Linked DNA regions of Homo sapiens: region 1 is linked to region 2. Evidence: read pairs that join two places in POLR2A ChIA-PET (ENCODE). Cell type or tissue: A673. All regions are shown on one strand.

Region 1 (5,000 bases), 670 kb after region 2:
TGGGAGGTGGGGCCTACTGGGAGGTGTTTGAGTCGGGAGGTGGATCTCAGATGGCTTGGTGGTAGCCTTGTGGTAGTGGGCTGTGAGTGAGTTCTCTCCAATTCTGGATGTTTAAAGTATGTGGCTCCTCTGCCACACTCTCTGTCGTTCCTGCTCTGGTTATGTAATGTGTCTGCTCCCACTTTGCCTTCGGTCATGAGTAAAAGCTCCCTGACGCCTCCCCAGAAGCCGCGGCTTGTAAGCCTGCAGAACCATAAGCCAATTACCTTTTTCCTTTATAAATCACAAAGTCTCAGGTGTATTATTTTCTTTTTTTTCTTTCTTTGAGACAGAGTTTCACTCTCATCACCCAGGCTGGAGTGCAGTGTCGTGACCTCGGCTCACTGCAACCTCCACCTCCCAGGTTCAAGTGACTCTCCTGCTTCCGCCTCCAGAGTAGCTGGTATTACAGGCACCCACCACCAAGCCTGGCTAATTTTTTATATTTTTAGTAGATACAGGGTTTCACCATGTTGGCCAGGCTGGTCTCAAACTCCTGACCTCAGGTATCCACCCACCTAGGCCTCCCAAAGTGCTGGGATTATAGGCGTGAGCCGCTGTGCCCAGCCTCATGTATTTTTTTATAGAAATAAAAGAGGAACATCATCAATTAACCAGGAAAGATTAACCACCACAGAAGAGATGAGACTAGAAGTCATCACCACACCCAAACAGACTTTGTATTTATTCTTGTGAGGAAGCTCCCAGAGATTACCTGGAGGACTTTTTCTCCATAATAAGACAATTTTTGTTCCTGTGCAGTTCTGCCTCTCACCTTCCCATAACCTTCCCATCTAACTTCCATAGAGAATCATTTTCAAAATAATGTCTGCTTTCTGGGTCCATACATTTCTCCCCTATGAAAAGAATATTTAAGCCTCAATCATTTGACACCTCATTGAGTCTCTCACTTTGTGTATAGCTCTCATATCCATATGCATATTAAAATAAATTTCCTATGCCTTTTTCTCCTATAATCCACTTTTTGTTAGTTCATTTTCAGTGAACTTCTAGAGGATGGAGATAAACTTTTCCTTGGCTCGTACGTGGGCCTGTTAGGACATTCCTGCATTGCTGTAAATAAATACCTGAGACTGAGTAATTTATAAGAGGTTTAATTGGCTCACAATTCCACAAGTTGTACAGGAAGCATAGTGCTGGCATCGGCTTCTGGGGAGGCCTCAAGAGGATTTCAATAATGACGTAAGACAAAGGGGGAGCAGGTATCTCAGATGGAGGGAGCAGGAGCAAGAGAGAGTGGTGGTTGGGCGGGGGGAGGTGCCACACTTTGCATTAACCAGATCTCACAAGAAATCACTATTGCAAGGATAGCACCACACCAAGAGGGATCCCTACCCATGATCCCTACCTCCCCCCAGGCCCCACTTCCAACATTGGGGATTACAATTCAGCATGATATTTAGTGGAGACATATATTCAAACCATATCAATGGGCAATAATCAGTGATGATTATGCTATGCTTGGGGCAGCCGTGTACAATAAACACTTGTCCCATCCAAAATACCAATATCACTACTTTAAAAAACAGTATTGAATGAGCTCTAAGTAGAAAGAAGGAATGATGATTTGATACAGCAACAGAAATGGATTAGAGGAATATGATAGAAAAGTTAATGGTTATTTTTTGTTAAACTCTACATGTTTCTCAGGAAAAAAAAATATTGAAAAAATGTAAGAGTAAAGTCTTGTCTATATTCACTCATATTAATCTTAGAGTAATTTTATTTGTGAAATGTACTTTTCTCTGATTATATTTCAAATGTATTCCAAGCAGATGCTGTACTGTTTTTATATGCATTATCTCATTTGATCTTCATAACAATAACTTTAATATACAGATCAATAAACCAAAACTAAAGAGACAATTATTATTATTTTTACATTTTTAGGAGGTGAAACAATTTGGCTAAGTTCACATAGCTTGAACATAGTGAAACTGGAACTGAATGCCCAAATCTGTCTAATTCAGCAGCCAGTATTTGTTGGGTTCTGGGTAGCAAACAACGAAATTCCCAATTCTGGTGAAATAAGCAGATAATTTAACTGGAAGGATAAGGTAATTGCAGTATCATGGGAAGGCTCCAGAATCAGACTCAGAATTTGGACTTGAACCAACAGAGACTAGACTGATGAAAACAGAGGCAAGATCATGTCTTTGACACTAGAACCACCAACAGTGGACTCTCATTTGCCACCACAGCTGCTGCCACTACTGTAGGGCAGATGCTTACTAGCCCACAACATTTTCAACCCTGCCACGACTGCTGTGAATTTTCTGTTTGTCTCTCTGCCTTTGCTTTACTGTCTTAGGATTCAAAAGTACAGGTAGGAATACTTAGTTTCCTAAACCAATGTCCCCCAGCTCCCAGAGCAAGAGGGGAAGAGAATGAGTACCCCCATACCTCAACCCTTAACTTCTTTAAGTGTCTGACAGGGACTGATATGCCACTAATATGGTATTTCCCTTGGGAAAAAAAAGTGTCAGAATACCAGTACTCTTCACATCCTTAATAATATGGTAGCTTTGGGTTGATTATGTAGACATGAATTTCATTTACACTCCTCTGCCATAATTTAATGTTGTTTCATTATTTCTTAAATGCATGTAAATAGGCCATCAGACCCCTGTTTTTTTTTTTTTTTTTTCTTTTTGAGACAGAGTCTTGCTCTTGTCATTCAGGCTGGAGTGCATTGGTGTAATCTCGGCTCACTGCCACCTCCGCTTCCCAGGTTAAAGCAATTCTTCTGCCTCAGCCTCCTGAGTAGCTGAGATTACAGGCACCCACCACCACGCCCAGCTAATTTTTGTATTTTTAGCAGAGATGGGGTTTCGCCATGTTGGCCAGGCCAGGTGATCCACCTGCCTTAGCCTCCCAAAGTGCTGGGATTACAGGTGTGAGCTGCTGTGCCAAGCCAGACCCGTCTTCTTAATCCTATGTAAGAACAGGTTTTATTACAAACATGTGTAGTGAAATAGGTTGGAACACAAAGTAGGGAACAGCTAATTATACAAGTCTATTTACCAATGACTTAATTCTAGTTCAGTTTTTATTTTAACAGTTTTTATGAATATGATACTTCACATTTAAAAAGCCCTTTGTGGCCAAGTGCAGTGGCTCATGCCTGTAATCTCAGCACTTTGGGAGGCCAAGGTGGGAGGATCACAAGGTCAGGAGTTCGAGTGCAGCCTGACCAACATGGTGAAACACCGTCTCTACTAAAAAAAATACAAAAATTAGCCAGGCGTGGTGGTGCGTGCCTGTAATCCCAGCTACTCATGAGGCTGAGGGAGGAGAATCGCTTGAAACCTGGGAGGCGGAGCTTGCACAGTGAGCCGAGATCGTGCCACTGCACTTCAGCCTGGGCGACAGAGCAAGACTGTCTCAAAAAAAAAAAAAAAAAAAAAAAAGCCCCATTTTATATAATATTTTAGCTAGGCAGTTTTCAAACTTCTTTGCCTCCTGATCTCTTTACACTCTTAAAAAAAATATTTAGCAGACTATAGGAGAACAGAATATGCTACCTCAAAATATGACTGTAGGAGACCAGAGTACGCCACATTAAAATATGCCTCTTTTGGCTTAAGAATTAAAGTTGATTATTTTGAGAAACTTCAGACAAAGGAAAAGCTCTGAAAACGGAGTAGAATTTTTTTTATAAGGAAATCTAAATCTATGAAGGAAGTATCCATTTGTAAGAGTATCTCCTAAAGAGAAAGATGGTTGTAAATCACAAGAAAATTTTGTTAATGGCTAAGGCGCTGACTTAAATCTGCATAACAAACTTCACTTTTTTTAAACTGTGCTTTTCTAGGTCATCTCCCCATTACTGGTTTCCTCTTTCTGTTCCAGCTGAAGATAGTATTTAAGCCTGAAGTCTAAACCACCTTTTGGAGATTTACTCATTTCTTTGGGTATCTCCTATGTATATACAGGAGGTATGCATGTTAATACATTTCTGTTTGTTTTTCTTTTGTTCATCTGTCTTTTGTTACAGGCAGTTCAGATAAGAACTCAGAGAGGGAAGAGAGAAAACTTTCTCCGCTACAGCTCTGGTGACTGTGACAGAAAGTCAGAACTGTATATTTCCTCCTCTACAACCCTATAGAGCTTACATATATATAGATTATATTAATCAATATTCACTCTCTTAAAAATTAAAATTGGAAACCGCCATCAATAAATCAAGTGTGATCAGGGTGAGGAACAGGAAAGAAGGAGATTTGGGGAAATGAGATGAATGTCAGGTGGATCAGAGAGATACAGTCATGGGGGTCAGGTGTGGTATCAGGAATAATGTGGGAGGCCGGATTGAAGTCCGGGCCAGGAACAATGGTAATTGTGGGAGACTCAGCAAAGAGTGAGTACAGCTGAAGGAGCCGGGGAGCAGAAAGTGTATGCGTCAGGTATGAGGAAGAAAATAGATTTTGGAAGTTATGAGAACTGTAGAGAGTGAGTTTGTGATTTTGAGGGCCTCTAAAAGTATTAAAGCAGTGGCAGCCACTGCACGCAGACGTGAGGGCTAGGCTAAAACAGTAAGGTCAAGTTGTTTGCACAGAAAGACTACAGGGTGCAGTCCTGGCTCTTGTGTAAGAATTCTGACCACACTAACTATGCCTAGGAAGGAAAGTTGTTGTTTTGTAAGGGATTGAGGTTTGGGAGATTAATCGGACATGATCAGCAGGGAAAGCAAGTATGTTTTTATGAGAATTATGCCGAGATAGGTAACAGATGAGGATGAAATTTGGGCTTGACTGAAGTAATGGGGGCTGTCTATGAAGCCTTGCGGCAGTACAGCCTAGGTAATTTGCTGAGCCTAATGGGTGTCAGGGTCAGTCTAAGTGAAAGCAAAGAGAGGCTGGGACGAGGGGTGCAGGGGAATAGTGAAGAAAGCATCTTTAAGATCGAGAACGGAATAGTGAGTTGTGGAGAAAGGTATT
Region 2 (5,000 bases):
TGCAGCCTTTAGAAGAATGTAGTGAGAATATATTGGCTAATTTGTCTGAGCTTTGATGATTTTTATGGTCCCTGGGACCGTAACTCTATTTCTTCTCCTTATTTCCTTACAAAGACCTTTTCTTCTTTGTGAACCATAGAAATAGAATGTTTAATTCATTTTCTTATGAGACAGCACCTTGTATTTGGATATGTTGGAATTATTGATTTGCTTACATTGCACACATGCCTAATTAGGGCACCAATTTTAACCACACGAATACACTCTTACTCCTCTGGCTTTTCTAACATCTGCTTCCTCTATTTGGGGATACACTGTCTATATCCTTTCCTGTCTGTCCTTTTCCCTCCCCTGTTTTCCATCCCAATTCCTGTTTGTCCTAATGAATCAATACAGGTGTCTCATCTTCCGGTAAACCTTAGCTGTCCCATTCACCTACCCAGGATAGATTTGATGTATTTCTTATGTTTCTCTAGCATCCTCTACATACTGTCTTTGCCCACAGTCATGCCATATTGCATACACTCATCTGTATCTCCTTTCAAACTACGAGAGTCTGTGTCTAGTTAAATACTTACAACCTGCACATATGTCATTCTGTGAATTAATAAGTGATTTAGGGAATAAAATTGGAGTATGAATTTCTTGACTTTGCTTTGACAGGAGTTATAGAAGGGATGAATATGTCTTCTGATTTTTGAGCAAATTGTTATTTTAAAAACAGAAAAATGAACACATGAAAGAAGAAATACCAAAATTGCCAAATATCGCAAATTTACATCCCCATGTTTAAAAAAAAATCAAAAGTCTTGGAACAACTTGTGGTAGAAATGTTGTATAGCACCAAATTCAGAAGTAATTTATAAATGGGGGCACTCAACAGTTATATTTGTACTGGATCTCACAAAATAGGTTGCTAAGGACTTTGGATGTCTACCTTGGCTTGGAGTTTGTGGATTTTTCTATGGGTTTTCTATAGACTGATTATGGTATAGTGCAGGAGAAAAACATGTCTTGGATTTAGAGTAGGTTGTTGCTGGCTTCGAATCTGCCATTAAATAGTTTTTCACCATGCCATGGGTATGTGGTTTTTCATCTGTAATATGCAGGAATTGAACCAGTGGATATTTTAGTCTCTTCCAGAATTGAAGTGCTGTAGTTTTTAACCTAGGAATAACACAGTGAGCTGGATTATTTGTCAATGAGTTTTTCCTCCTCAGTGTGCTTTTCAGTAGAGCATAGGTTATAAGGCTTCCGGGTTAAAATACCTAGGTTTGAAATCCTGCTTCATTACCAACTAGCCATGTCAACTTGAATGGATTATGTCAATAGAAATTTTTATTTTTCATTATGTTTCACAGTAAAATGCGTACAATTTCTTTGTGTGCTTTCTTTTTTTTGCTGCTTTCCTTATCATTAAAATTGAGATAATATGAGTATCTACTTGATGGGGTTACTGTGAAAACTAAATAAGTTGACATATGTAAAGTACTTGAAAGAGTGTTCGGCATGTTTTGACTTCTATTTAGTATGAATTGTTGCATTGTTTCTATTATTATTTTCCTAATTAAGTAGTCTTTATCAAGTTTTGTTTGTTTTGTTTTGCTTTATTTTTCTTTAAAGAAACTAGTTTATGTTAGTTCTGGGTGTAGACCCTGATTTCCAAACCCCAAATTTAAAAATAATTTAATCTCCCCTCCCGGTGATTTCAAAACAGCAAACAAAAGCAGAGAAGGCATGAGCATTGTCAAGGAAAATTCAGCGTTAATTTGACAGTTTGGAGACAGATTTCTGGGCAGATTGCCATGTCAATGTGATGGCCATTTCTATCCCAGCAAAGGAAAATATAATAATGTTTATGCTGTACAAAAATGCCAACAATTAGAGGCTATATCAGCTTGCTTCCCCACTCCCACATTTAAAAAAATGTTAATGCTTCTAAGAGGATTAAGAGATTTACAATTACTGTGATTATTTTAATCAGATTATAGATCTTCCTTTACTTGGAGCTCAGCTCTTTAGCATTGGGGAATCGAGGTTTTCATGTGGAGTGTGGGATGGGCACAGGGACTGAGAAATGTGGAAGATGGAGAAAAATGAGGCCCTTTTGAGTCCTGGAGCAATACAGTGGGCCACATTGAGAGAGGGGAGTTCTAAAGACAGGTGAAGTATTAGCTGCAAACTTCACTTGTTGAAAATGTTTTTGAATCCCGAGACACTGTTTCCAACTTCCTTCTCTACTAATTAAGTTACACCCTCAAGAAAGCAAAGATGAAATTGAAAGTATTAATACTGTGGCTTAAGAACATGATTTTCAGGTTAGCAATTGACATAAGCCTGGGAAATTCATAGTATTTATGGAGTAATGTGGTGGTTAGCAGCTTGGCCTCTAGAGTCATTCATTCATTTAATAAATAATTATCACATTTTGTGTGTCTGGCTGGCTGTACTCTAATTTTGACACTATCACTGGTGAACTGTGAAATTGATTATATTTAGCTTTTCTAAATCTTCCTTATCTGTAAATGAGGGATAGATTAAATGCAAAACACACAAATTTCTTATAGGTATTATTTAATTTTATCTCTTCATATGAACATATATTTCCAAGAAAGCAGCAAAATATTGGACTATTGATACTTAATGCTAATTAAGTACCAATTAGAAATAGTAATACTGGAAGAAATTTGAAGAAGGTAGGGAGAGGTGTAGGTTCCATGACCAAAAGAGCAGCCTAATTTCCAATGCTGCCAACTTGAGTGTGACATATCCCCCTTCATATTGTCTATTTCATTCCAGGCCAGCATTTCATGTATGCCTGTCATTGCCACTTGCTTCACATGTGCTCATGGTCAGTTTATCAGGGAGGCCTTCCTTGAATTCCTTACTTACAGATTCTCCTGTAAATATCTATAGTCTCTTGTCACTGTGTGGGATGACCCATGGCTATTTTACAGAACTAAAGTATCCAAATAGTTACCACACCACCTAGCACATAGTGGGAGCTCCATAACTGTTTGTTGATTGAATGAAATTCTAAACTGATCATTTTAACTTTCTAAAAAAAAGCATTTCTAAGAAAAAATAATACATTCTCCTCCAAACTGAAAATTAAATAAGTTTATGTTATCTAATATTTTGCTTATCCTTAATATTGATTATTTTTTCCATAAATGTAATAGTAAAGAGCTCACAGTGAGGTTGCCTTCAGTATTATTAAAGAGACACATTTAAATGTTGAATTGCTTCTTTTAGGAAATTATAGTGATAAGCTCTATATTTGAGATTGCTGAGAAACATCTAGACAATTTGAGAACCTCAAATTATTGTTAAAATAATTTTTTAAAAATTGCCTAGTATCTTACAGAAACTAACTCATATATAGATGGGCAGAAAAAGTACAGTGAAACTCTCTTCTATTCTTTAGGATAATTTATATAACCTTTACTGGGTACCTGCCATAAGTCAAAGATTTCTGGGCAGTGATGATATGAAAACAAAATTAGTTATGGTCACTACACACAAAGTTCACGATACGGTTTGGCTGTGTCCCTACCCAAATCTCATCTTGAATTGTAGTTCCCATAATCCCCATGTGTCGTGGGAGGGATCTGGTGGGAGGTGGTTGAAACATGGGGGCAGTTATTTCCATGCTGTTCTCATGATAGTGAGTGAGTTCTCATGAGATCTGATGGTTTTATTTATTTATTTAATTTTACTTTTCATTCTGGGGTACATGTGCTGAACATGCAGGTTTGTTACATAGGTATACATGTGCCATGGTGGTTTGCTGCACCTGTCAACCTGTCATCTAGATTTTAAGCCCTGCATGCATTAGGTATTTGTCCTAATGCTCTCCCTCCCCTTTCCCCCGACCCCCTGACAGGCCCCGGTGTGTGATGTTCCCCTTCCTGTGTCCATGTGTTCTCATTGTTCAGCTCCCACTTATGAGTGAGAACATGCGGTGTTTGGTTTTCTGTTCCTGTGTTAGTTTGCTGAGAACGATGGTTTCCAGCTCCATCCATGTCCCTGCAAAGGACATGTACTTGTTCTTTCATATGGCTGCATAGTATTCCATGGTGTATACGTGCCACATTTTCTTTATCCAGTCTATCATTGATGGGCATTTGGGTTAGTTCCAAGTATTTGCTATTGTAAATAGTGCTGCAGTAAACATACGTGTGCATGTGTCTTTATAGTAGAATGATTTATAATCCTTTGGGTATATACCCAGTAATGGGATGGCTGGGTCAAATGGTATTTCTGGTTCTAGATCCTTGAGGAATCACCACACTGTCTTCCACAATCGTTGAAGTAATTTACACTCCCAACAGTGTAAAAGTGTTCCTATTTCTCCACATTCTCTCCAGCATCTGTTCTTTCCTGACTTTTTAATGATCGCCATTCTAACTGGTGTGAGATGGTATCTCATTGTGGTTTTGATTTGCATTTCTCTAATGACCAGTGATGATGAGCTTTTTTTCATATGTTTATTGGCCACATAAATATCTTCTTTTGAAAAGTGTCTGTTCATATCCTTTGCCCACTTTTTGATGGGGTTGTTTGATAAATGGGATCTAATTAAAGAGCTTCTGCTCAGCAAAAGAAACTATCATCAGAGTAAACATGCTAGCTCCAGAATGGGAGAAAATTTTTGCAATCTATCCATCTGACAAAGGTCTACTACCCAGAATCTACAAGGAACTTAAACAAATTTACAAGAAAAAAACAACCCCATCAAAGAGATCTGATGGTTTTCTAAGGGGCTTTTCCTCTTTTGCTGTGCACTTCTCCTTGCTGCTGCCATGTGAAGGATGTATTTGCCTTCCCTTCCACCATGGTTGTAAGTTTCCTGAGGCCACCTCAGCCATGCTGAGCTGTGAATCCATTAAACCTCTTTCCTTTATAAGTTACCCAGTCTCAGGTAGGTCTTCATAGCAGCATGGGAACGAATTAATACAGTTCACATTGTCTAATAATTGAGGAAGGCATATGAATAA

Evidence for each region. ChIA-PET counts read pairs that join two places held together with the same protein. Peaks named below come from ENCODE experiments on the same cell type or tissue, not always from the same donor. Only the 100,000 strongest peaks of a DNase experiment are listed, where the experiment ranks them.
Region 1: POLR2A ChIA-PET joins it to region 2 with 11 read pairs; 2 of 35 experiments call an interaction of 5 or more read pairs at or near these places.

What each region holds. Positions count from the first base shown.
Region 1 is chr3:78,327,015-78,332,014 of GRCh38, reverse strand. No RefSeq gene overlaps it. Among named protein-coding and RNA genes, the nearest start is that of LINC02077, 280 kb to the right of the region's middle. In A673, no CTCF peak of the experiment used is centred here; no DNase peak of the experiment used is centred here.
Region 2 is chr3:79,000,001-79,005,000 of GRCh38, reverse strand. The region is part of intron 3 of ROBO1 (roundabout guidance receptor 1); the gene reads left to right. Among named protein-coding and RNA genes, the nearest start is that of MIR3923, 510 kb to the left of the region's middle. In A673, no CTCF peak of the experiment used is centred here; a DNase peak (open chromatin) is centred at 1,900; H3K4me3 peaks cover 767 bases.